2 separate regions of the Homo sapiens genome follow, and region 2 is linked to region 1. The links are chromatin loops, found by intact Hi-C in ENCODE. Cell type or tissue: B cell. All regions are shown on one strand.

What was found. A loop is a pair of places that touch in the nucleus more often than their neighbours do. Peaks named below come from ENCODE experiments on the same cell type or tissue, not always from the same donor. Only the 100,000 strongest peaks of a DNase experiment are listed, where the experiment ranks them.
Region 2: it touches region 1 in a loop (12-fold over the local background); 7 of 110 quality-filtered maps call a loop at or near these places.

What each region holds. Positions count from the first base shown.
Region 1 is chr9:129,381,368-129,386,367 of GRCh38, forward strand. No RefSeq gene overlaps it. Among named protein-coding and RNA genes, the nearest start is that of LINC01503, 47 kb to the left of the region's middle. RefSeq lists silencers at 2,090-2,309, 2,460-2,579. In B cell, no CTCF peak of the experiment used is centred here; DNase peaks (open chromatin) are centred at 2,424 and 4,104; H3K4me3 peaks cover 1,606 bases; H3K27ac peaks cover 2,908 bases.
Region 2 is chr9:129,458,075-129,463,074 of GRCh38, forward strand. No RefSeq gene overlaps it. Among named protein-coding and RNA genes, the nearest start is that of LINC00963, 28 kb to the right of the region's middle. RefSeq lists enhancers at 612-661, 1,038-1,559, 1,560-2,080, 2,212-2,835 and a silencer at 2,475-2,764. In B cell, no CTCF peak of the experiment used is centred here; DNase peaks (open chromatin) are centred at 377, 1,317 and 2,457; H3K4me3 peaks cover 1,991 bases; H3K27ac peaks cover 1,473 bases; H3K27me3 peaks cover 720 bases.

The sequences.
Region 1 (5,000 bases):
GGAGGGGCTGGGAAAGCCCCTGGGGGAGCCAGAAGATCAACCCCTTCTCTGGGCCATTGTGTTTCTGGATAATGGGTGGAGGTGGGAAACGAGAAAGGTGCAGGCGCTTGAAGAGCAAAGGCTCCTCCTAGAGCCGCTTCTCCAGCCTGCTGCAGCCAGGCCTGGGTTCCCCATGGCAGCTCCCCCTGCCCTCTCCACGCCAGTCCTGTGTGAGGCATGCACTTGAAATCAAACCCAAATTCCCCTCTGCAGCCTGCATGCCCCTCCTGGCCTCTGCTCCTCTGCTCAGCCACACAGCACGTTCTGTCCCTCAGGGCCTTTGCATAGGCCTGGGGTACTCTGTCCCCGGGCTCCCTCCTCCGGGAGGGCCTTACTCCCCATGCGCTCCCATCTGTTTACCTGGCTCTTCGTGTCTTCCGCATGTGGCTGAGCTCCCAGCGCAGTGGAAGGCTCTCAGTAAAGATCTGTGGGATGGTAGGGGCGGAAGGGCGGTGGCCCTCTCTCTGGCTCCCCGGATTCCAGTCCTCACAGCCCATTAGTAAGCACCTACTGTGTGCCAGGGCCCAGCCCAAACTAGCCAGTGGGGTGACCTTGGGCAGGTGGCACCACCTCTCAGACCCCTAGTCTGTCCATCTTTAGCATTAAAGGAGGCACAAGTCCCCGAGGGCTCCCCACTTTGGTTTTTTTTTTTGTCTTTTTTTTTTTTTTTTTTTTTGAGATGGAGTCTTTCTCTGTTGCCCAGGCTGGAATGCGGTGGTGCGATCTCGGCTCACTGCAGCCTCTGCCTCCTGGGTTCAAGGAATTCTCCTGCCTCAGCTTCCTAAATAGCTGAGATTACAGGTGTGTGCCACCACACCCAGCTAATTTTTGTATTTTCAGTAGAGACAGGGTTTCACCATGTTGGTTAGGTTGGTTTCAAACTCCTGACCTCAAGAGATCCACCTGCTTTGGCCTCCCAAGTGCTGGGGTTGCAGGCGTGAGCCATGGCGCCCGGCCCCTATTTTGATTTTGATGGTGGGTCTAGGCTTTCTGCAACTGGGCAGTCTGCAGAGCTCTGTGGGGCCTCTGGGGTCTGCAGCTTCCTGGGCACCCCCCAGACTCCCATGTGGCTGCCTTTGCTGAGAGCACCCTCCCTGCTTCTCCTGGTGCCTCCAGGGGACACCCCCTGGCTCAGGCCTCCTTCAGAGCTGTCCTCACACCCCATTTTGATTGTTTACCCCTCTGTCTCCCACTGGGCTATGACTGGGACAAGGCATTTTCTTTTTGCATCCTAGCTTAGTTGGGGACACCCTGTGTGGCCAAGTGTCCCCAGGCTCACCCAGCTGAAACAAGATCTGGGAAGGGTCTGGCAACCCTCCCACCAATAGCTTCCCAATGGGAAGAAGCCACACCCTTCTGTGTCTGTTGAGAAGCTTTGGGGCTGTTTACTGCCCACCAAGCTCTCGAAACTGTGGCTCTCGAAACCCAGAGGGAAGGGGAGCCTTATCACTAGTCATGGCTTCTGCTTGATATCTGTCCAAAAGGCCTGACTTCATCAGCCAACAGGCATCCCAGCCTTTTCTGTTAAGTTGGGGTCTGTTTCCACACTGAGAGTCCCTGGGGGGCCTCTGGAGTGGGGATGCAGGCATGGCAGAGCACTAGGTGGGCACCCAGCTTCTCAGACCTCTCTCTTTTCCCACCCAAGCTCCAGGGGCAGAAAACAACCCACACCTGCCAGAAACCTGACCAGGCTGCAGAGCTGGAAAAGCTGGTTTAGTGCAGGGAGGGTGGGGGCAGGGAGGCGGGCAGGGTGAGCCCTTCTGAGGCTGCCAGGCGCTGCTCACATCAGCCGACTGGCCGTTGGCCTCTCAGGACTGTCACTTGGAAGTTCCTTCTCCAAGAGATGGCTATTGCCAAAGTCATCTGTGCAGTGACCACTGCAGGGCCTGGGCGCTCCCGGGAGCCGCAGCGCAGGGACAGTCCGTGCAGACGGGTGGCGGGGGAGGCGGGGGAGGGCAAAGGCCTCCACTCTGCAGGTAGCCCGGGCCTGGTGGGCGAAAGGACTCAAACGCCAGAGCTCTCTGACCCTCGGCCGCCAGGGTTCAAGGCTGGGCCCAGCCGCGCTTTGCCGGGGTCCAGGGCGTGAAGGATCGTGGGGGACCCGATGGATCCTGGGGCGCCCGCTGGGGGCCTCGCGCGGGGACCTCCCGGCTGCTTGAGAGGCGGAGGCAGCAAGAAGCAGGAAAAGGAACTGGGGGGACGCGAGCGAGTGGCAGGCCCTCCTCGGTGGCCGCCGAGCGCGCGCCCAGCTTGGGGAACGCGCTGCCTGCGCACCCGGGCGCGCCCGGGAAGGCCGGCTCGCTGGCACCGCGTCAGTTTCCGAGCTGTCTGTGCATGTCTATTTCTTTCACTAGAGGTTGCTCACTTTCACTTCTTGGTTCCTTTCGCCTCCTCTGACGGCTCCGGGAGCGTCTGTGCGCGCGCGTGTGTGCGTGCCCGTGTGCCCGCGCGCGACCGGCGACCCCGCCCCGCGCCCCTGTCCCTAAAGGGAAGGGCGTCCCGCCGGGCGTCGCGGGGCCTAAATGAACATGGGAACCTGCGCTGGGGAAGGCCCGCCAGGCCCTGCTGGCCCAGGAGGCCCGGATTACAGCCCAGTCTGCGTCGCTGCGGGCAGAAGACCGCGTTCATTACCGGTGCCCCTCGTCCCCACCCACTTCTCTCTCTTTCTGGGTCTCCAGACAACCTTCCCGGAAGCTGCAGCTACTTCTTCTGACTTGGACTGGGGGTAGGGTAGGGTAGGGGGCGCTTTCTGCCACCCCTTTCCCCCATCCCAAGGAAACCGAGGCCAGTATGGACGGGGCCTTGCTCCACTGAACAGGAAGCGACACCCTGAAACTTTTGCTTGAGCAAGTGAGGTTTGGATGGGACCGAGAGGGACCTCCGCAGCTTCTCCCCTCCTCCCCACCCACTCCTTACAGTTCTTTTACACACCCTGTTCCTGGGCCCTACCTCAGGGCCTTTGCACGAGCTCTGGGCTCCAACAGGCCAGAGACCTCTATTCCTCACTAATTGACCTTAGGCAAATTCCTTAACCTCTCTGAGCATCCATTTTCTTGGCTGTAAGATGGGCTCAGAATAAGATGTTTGAGGGTTCAAGGTGATGACCAATACAGAGCACAGGACCAGGCACTTAGGGCAGAGCAAAGGACATGCGTTGGGCCAGGGCAGTTGTGGGGATTATACAGACGCTTCCCTCGCCTGGGGTCCCTCCACTCTCTCCAGGGAGCCTCTTCACCTTCCACCCACCCGCAGTCCTCAATGGCTGACTTTCACTTGGTACGATTCCCTGCCCCAATCCCTGCTGTGAGGACCATCCGGTGGAAATAGAAAGAGGGCCAGGTCTGAAGGCTGGAGAGCTGGGTTCAAATTCTGGCCAGTTCTGTCTGGCTGTGTGATTATGTGCAAGTTGCTAGGCCTCTCTGTGCCTGAACTTTTTTCTCTGTGAAACTGAGGCAGAAGGCTGCCTGGCCTGCATCTCAGGGCCCTCAGAGGATGAAGCAGAGCGCGGTGGGATGTCATTCCAAGCAGTGAAAAGCCTCAGACAGAAGCATGTCGCCACTGTCATTTACACCCGTCCTTGCAGCATGGATTCAGGCTTGAGGAATCAGCTTGTCAACCCCATCAGAGAGGTCCCTGCCTCCTGTGCTAATGGGAGGTGGCTGGAAGGCCACTTCCAAGAAATTTGCAGCTTGATGGGCTCTACCACTCACATGTAGCCTTGGACATCAGTTCCAACAAGGAGGGTACTTGAGGCACGGTGACAGCCCCAAAAGGGAGTGTCCTGGGAAAAGAAGCAATGTGTACTTCTCCAATGAGTAAGGCCTTGGCCAGGGACCATGGTGCGACCTTCCTCAACCCTGCCACCCGGCACCGACATTGACTCTCCCTCACCCCACATACTCCCTCCTGGGCACCAGCCCCCGAAAGGACCCAATGTAGTGGCTCCATCCAGATCTCCCATGCCCCTGTATCAAAGCTGCCATCTTTCCCCCAAGTTCACTGCTCCTCAGTTACTGACGCCATCACCCACCCGATTCTTCAAGCCGCAGGCTCATGGTCCACTGGTTTTCTCAAGACAGAAGCACTGACATTGATTTTGCTATATGCGTACTGTAAAACCACAGACGATATAAAACATGTGCATTGGAGAATGAAAGTTCCCTCATTATATGCCCTCCTGAAATCGCCACATTTCACAGTTTGGTGAATTCCTGTATCAGTTTAAACTCTGTGTTACAACAGACAGAAAATCCAACCAAGATAGGAAATAATGGGCTCATGTAAGGAAATGATGCAGAGGTGATAGTGGGTTTCAGGCATGGTTTGATCCAGAGGCTCATGATGCTGTTGGGGCTCTGTCTTGGCTTCTCTGCAGTTCCCGTCCCTTTGCCTTCCTAACAGTATCAGCTGGGCCCATTCAGGGTGGTGCAGTGACTGCTGGGGTCCCAGAGAGTCTGTCCTCAACACTGCACCATCAGGCACAAGATGGATTCATTTGCTCCTGAGGATAAGTGAGGAAATCTGTTTCTCAGAGGTGCGCTCATCCACTCTGGGGAGGGTCAGAGAAGACTTCCTGGAAGAGGCAAGGCCTAACCTGAGTTGGTGTCTCCTCCTTTACATATGCAAAAGCAAAGTCCCCTTTCACCTTTATGAAACTTGGAGCTCAGAAGTGTTAAGCGATGGGGTTGAAGAGGCTGAAGTGACCGTAGGGCCGTGTGCATGAAAGTCAAAGGCAGATGGGGCTAGGCTGGAGCACCAGGCTGTGTGGCCTCAGGAAAGCAGGACCTGTGGAACAAAGGCACACGAGCCTCCGGATTTATTAGGAGGGATAGGCCCAGCCCCCAAATGCACTCCAGGATTTGTTTATATTATTGTTATTGGAGGCTTTGTCATTATTGCCACTTCAATAGAGCCCTCGGCACAGTGCCAGGCACCCAGCAGGCACTTAGGATGTAACAGCT
Region 2 (5,000 bases), 77 kb after region 1:
CCAAGAGTTTGAGACCAGCCTGGGCAACATAGGAAGACCCTATCTCTACAAAAAATTAAAAACAAAACAAAACAAAACAAAAGTCCCAGCTACTCGGGAGGCTGAGGTGGGAGGGTTGTGTAAACCTGCGAGGTTGAGGCTGCAGTGAGCCGTGATCATGCCACTGCACTCCAGCCTGGGTGACAGAGCCCGACCCTGTTTCAAAACAAAACAAAACAAAAACCACATGTGAGGCCCAGAGCAGGGCTTTGCGGGTGCTCAGGGAGGCAGAGTGGCTCTTGCTATCACCTCGATCCCTTGATCCAAACCACTCCTGCTTGTACAAACAAGTGTCACTTGTCCAAAAGCCTGGGTGCACAAAGGTTTCCCACAAAGGGAAGCTTCCAGAGAGTCAAGAACCCTGGGGAACAGGCAGGCTCACAGCCACGGCTGCTGCCTCCAGTGCGGTCGTTCTGTGGCCTGAGAGCGTCACGTGCTCCTCATCCTGGACCATCAGGGGCTGGCGCACCCATCAACAGCTGGGTGACCCTGGACCAGTGGCTTCACGCCCCTGGTCTTGGTGTCCTCACCTGTGAAACACGGGCCTGAGAGTTACCGAGGAGCTATGCAGTTTGTCTCCATATCACCATCTGGCTTGCCCCTAAGCCCCCTTTCGCCCCCTACCCCCACAGGGGCGAGGTCAGCACCCTCTGCAGCTGGAGCTTTGAATGTGGAAGCCTGGGGGAGGTTCTGGGGCTGACATGGGTGCTGAGCTGGGATGAAAGCACAGAACGCCTGGGGGGAGCCCCTCTCCCTCTCCCAGACTTTGCTCCCAACCCGTCCTGAGCTCCCCTGCTGGAGCCTCGAGGCAGGCCGAACTTTGCAGCCCTGTCTGCCCACGGTCCCTCCTGCTGTGACTCCCTGCAGCCTGCATTTCATAGTCAGTAGTGGGGGTGGGGGATCCTTGCTGTGGGCTGGAGAAGTCATGGGGCCCTCCTCACAGTGGAGCCTTAAGAGATTGCCCCTATAGCCCCTGCCCCCGGGGGACCCCGGATGCTTCGCTGATCCAAGGGGCACCCACAGAGTCCATGGAAGATTAGGCAGCCCCAGTGACGAGGTTGTTGGATCTGTGCCACTCAGACCTGAGCTCGGGAGAGGTGCCCGTGCAGAGGGGGTAGGATGGAGGTGCCCCAGGGGCAGCAACAACAGAAGGTCCCAGCTCCCTCCAGCCCTGGGCTACTTCCTCTCCTTCCCCAACGGCTGCAGACTCTGGTTAAAATGGCACCTCCGCCATCTGTCGTCCCTCCCCCACCCCGTGGGCACGGCTGTGACGGGGGGCTGGCTGGCCTCGTAAACAGGCGGCTGGCGGGTCCCCAGGGCCGGCGGGTGATAGGGCTTGTGCTGGCACCGAGGCCCAGCCAAGAGCTGGAGCCGGAGAGGCCCCAGGGCGGCCGAGCTGGGGGGGGTAGGCAGGATACCAGGTAGCAGGAAGGTTTCCGCGCCTGAGGGGGCCTGGGTGGTGCCCCAGCTACCTGGCCGCTCCGGGACCTGTGGGGCCCCTTCTCCTAAGTATGCCCACCCCATCCCCAGCATCTCCAGTCCCGGCCCTCTCACATTCGCCTCACCGCGCTTCTGCTGCGCTTAGAGAATCTTAAATCAACACTGGGGTGTGAGAAGCTCCATGGAGCCCCCTAACTCCCCCGCCACTGCAGCGTACACCATGCCGTGGGGATCCTTGCTTTACAACCAGGGAAACTGAGGCCAGAGATCAGGGAGGTGGGAAGGCTGGGCGTGGACCAGAACTTTCCTCCACCTGGTTGCCAGCTAGTGGCGGTTGTGGGGTGAGGGGCTGTCCCAGGGGCCAAGCTCGGGGCCCTGACACTGTAAACAAGCCTCCCAGCCTCAGTTTTTCCATCTGGGGAATGGTGGAATCAAGGCGGCTGCGGAGGCGGGAGGGCTGTCCTGTGAGCCAGAGAGCACTGGGGACCTGCCGTTCTCTCACAGTCCCCTCACCTCTCCACGAGGGAGGACTCGGGGGAGCATCCCGGGAGGGGCTAGGGGTGGGCGCCAGGGGTGCCTGGGAGGGAATCTGTCCGGGTCAGTTCCCTGGCTACCCCTCCCTCCCCCTACCACGGTGCTGCCGGCCGCCCCCTCCTCTCTCCCGCCTTCTGACTGCCAGCTCCTCCCCGCAAAGCCCTCAGACCCCAGCTGCAGGGATTTACAGCTTTGACCAGCAGCTCAGCCTCCCCCTGCTCCTCCTCCCTCCTCCCCCGCCTGCATCTCCCCCCTCCAGCCTCCCTCCCTCCTCCTCTCCATCTTTCCCCTCCATTCTCCTCCTCCCTCCTCCTCCCCCCTCTCTCCTCCCCTCCCTTCCTCCCTCCGCCCTCCCGCTCCCTCCCTCCCGCTCTCCGGGGGAAGAAAGGTCACCGTGCAGCTGATTACTCAGAGCTCAGTTGCTGTAGCAACCGGCGGGGGAAGTGGGACAGGCTGGCTTTGAGGACGCGCGAGGTCGGCCGCGGGCGGCTGGAGCCGGCGCGGGCCTCTGTGCGCCGCGAGAGGGAGGCCGCCTGCAGCCCGGCTGCTCGGCCGCCGCGGGCCCGGCTCCGGGGGTTCAGTTTTAATGAAGAATCCCTGCTCCCTTCTCGCGCCCCTCCCGCTTTCTGCCCACCTCCCTGGGGTCTGGAAGGAGAGGGTCGCCCCTCCCCGCTTTGGCTGCTAAACTCTCTGGCTCTCCCCCCGGCCGCTGCCTGGGTTCTGGTGGCTTCCTTCCTCCTCCTTGTCTGTCGGAGCTCAAGGGACAAGCCCTTTCCCTGGCGCGTGCCTGGTGAAACCCTCGCACCCTTCCCCACCCCCACAAGCCTTTGGCATGGCCTGGGAGACTCCGGGCATCTTCAACCCAGCCAGGGACAAGGGTCCGCGGAGGGTCTGGAGCCCCTCGTGGGCCTGGTGCCCACGGAGTGCCCACCCCTGCCCTCCAGGAGCCCCTGGGAAGGCAGCACTCTGTTCAAGGAGGAAGCCAGACCCAGCTACAAGGGAGGGACCCTCGGCTGATGCAAAGAGGCCGGAGCCCGCATCCCAGCACCGCCCCCGCCGGCTGTCTGCTGGTTCCTTCTCCAAGGCCTTCAGAGAGGATCCCTGAAGCTTGGCAGGGACAGACACAGGTTCTGGAGTGGGCTGGGCCTGAGTTCAAATCCCACACTCCAGTGGGACCCTCATCCACCGCTGATAGGAATGAGAAGTGGTTCGACTACTTTTGGAAAACATTTGGCACTTTTAAAAAAGTTGAACATACTCTTACCACGGATCTGACCATGGCACTCCGAGGCTTTTATCTCCAAGAAATGAAATCTCCACCGGCGCAGTGGCTCATGCCTGTAATCCCAGCACTTTGGGAGGCTGAGGCGGGCGGATCTCTTGAACCCAGGGGTCCAAGACCAGTCTAGGCAACATAGTGAGACCCTGTCTTTACAAAATATTTAAAGACTGGACGGGCGCGGTGGCTCATGCCTGTAATCCCAGCACTTTGGGAAGCCGAGACGGGCGGATCACGAGGTCAGGAAATCGAGACCATCCTGGCTAACACGGTGAAACCCCGTCTCTACTAAAAATACAAAAAATTAGCTGGGCATGGTGGTGGGTGCCTGTAGTCCCAGCTACTCTGGAGGCTGAGGCAGGAGAATGGCCTGAACCCGGGAGGTGGAGCTTGCAGTGAACAGAGATCATGCCACCGCACTCCAACCTGGGCGACAGAGCGAGAGTCTAAAAAAAAAAAACATATATGTATATATATATGCCGGGTGTGGTGGCTCACGGCTGTAACCTCAGCACTTTGGGAAGCCAAGGCAGGTGAATCACCTGAGGTCAGGAGTTCAAGACCAGCCTGGCCAACACGGTGAAACCCCATCTCTACAAAAAATACAAAAATTAGCCAGGCATGGTGGTGCATGCCTGTAATCCCAGCTACTTGGGAGGCAGAGACAGGAGAATCGCTTGAATCTGGGAGGCGGAGGTTGCAGTGAACCGAGATCATGCCACTGCACTCCAGCCTGGGCAGCAAGGGCGAAACTCCGTCTCAATTAAAAAAAAAAAAAAAAAGAATTAGCCAGGCATGGTGGTGCACACCTGTAGTCCCAGCTACTCAGGAGGCCGAGGTGAGAGGATCGCTTGAGCCAGGGAGGTTGAGGCCGCAGTGAGCCAAAATTACGCCACTGTACTCCAGCCTGGGCGACAGAGCGAGACCATGTCTCAAAAAAAAAAAAGAAAGAAAAGAAAAGAAAAGAAAAGAAAGAAAAAGAAAACAATGAAACTCACCTCCACACAGAGCCTTGCACATGAGTGTTCACAGCAGCTTTATTTGTAAAAGGCGGAAACTGGAGACAGCACAGTGTTGCTCCGTCCCGCAGGCAAAGGGAGCAACAGGTTGTGGCACATCCGTCCCATGGAAGGCGACTCACCAACAGGAACGACCGTGCACACAGCACCACAGCACCATGACCAGGAGAGGAGCCGGAACAACCGTGCACACAGCACCACAGCACCATGACTGGGAGAGGAGCCGGCAGCCACCAGCAAGGCATGGGGGATTGTGTCGGTGTGAAGTCCCGGAAGATGCGTGCGAGTCGGTAATGACAGAAAGCAGCTCTGTGGTTGCCTGGGGATGCTGGGGTCCAGGAAGGACTACAAATTGGCAATGGGAAACTTTTTCTTTCTTTTCTTTTCTTTTTTTTTTTTTTTAAGACAGGGTCTCACTGTCGCCCATGCTGGAGTGCAGTAGCGCAGTCATAGCTCACTGTGACACCTTCATCTCCTGGCTTCAGGTCTCAGCCTCCCAAGTAGCTGGGATCATAGACACATGCCACCATGCTTGGCTAATTTTTGTATGTATGTATGTATGTATGTATTTATTTATTTATTGTAGAGACAGGGTCTCTCTGTGTTGCCCAGGCTGGTCTCAAACTCCTGGTCTCAGATGATCCTCCTACCTTGGCCTCCCAAAGCACTGAGATTACAGGTGTGAGCCA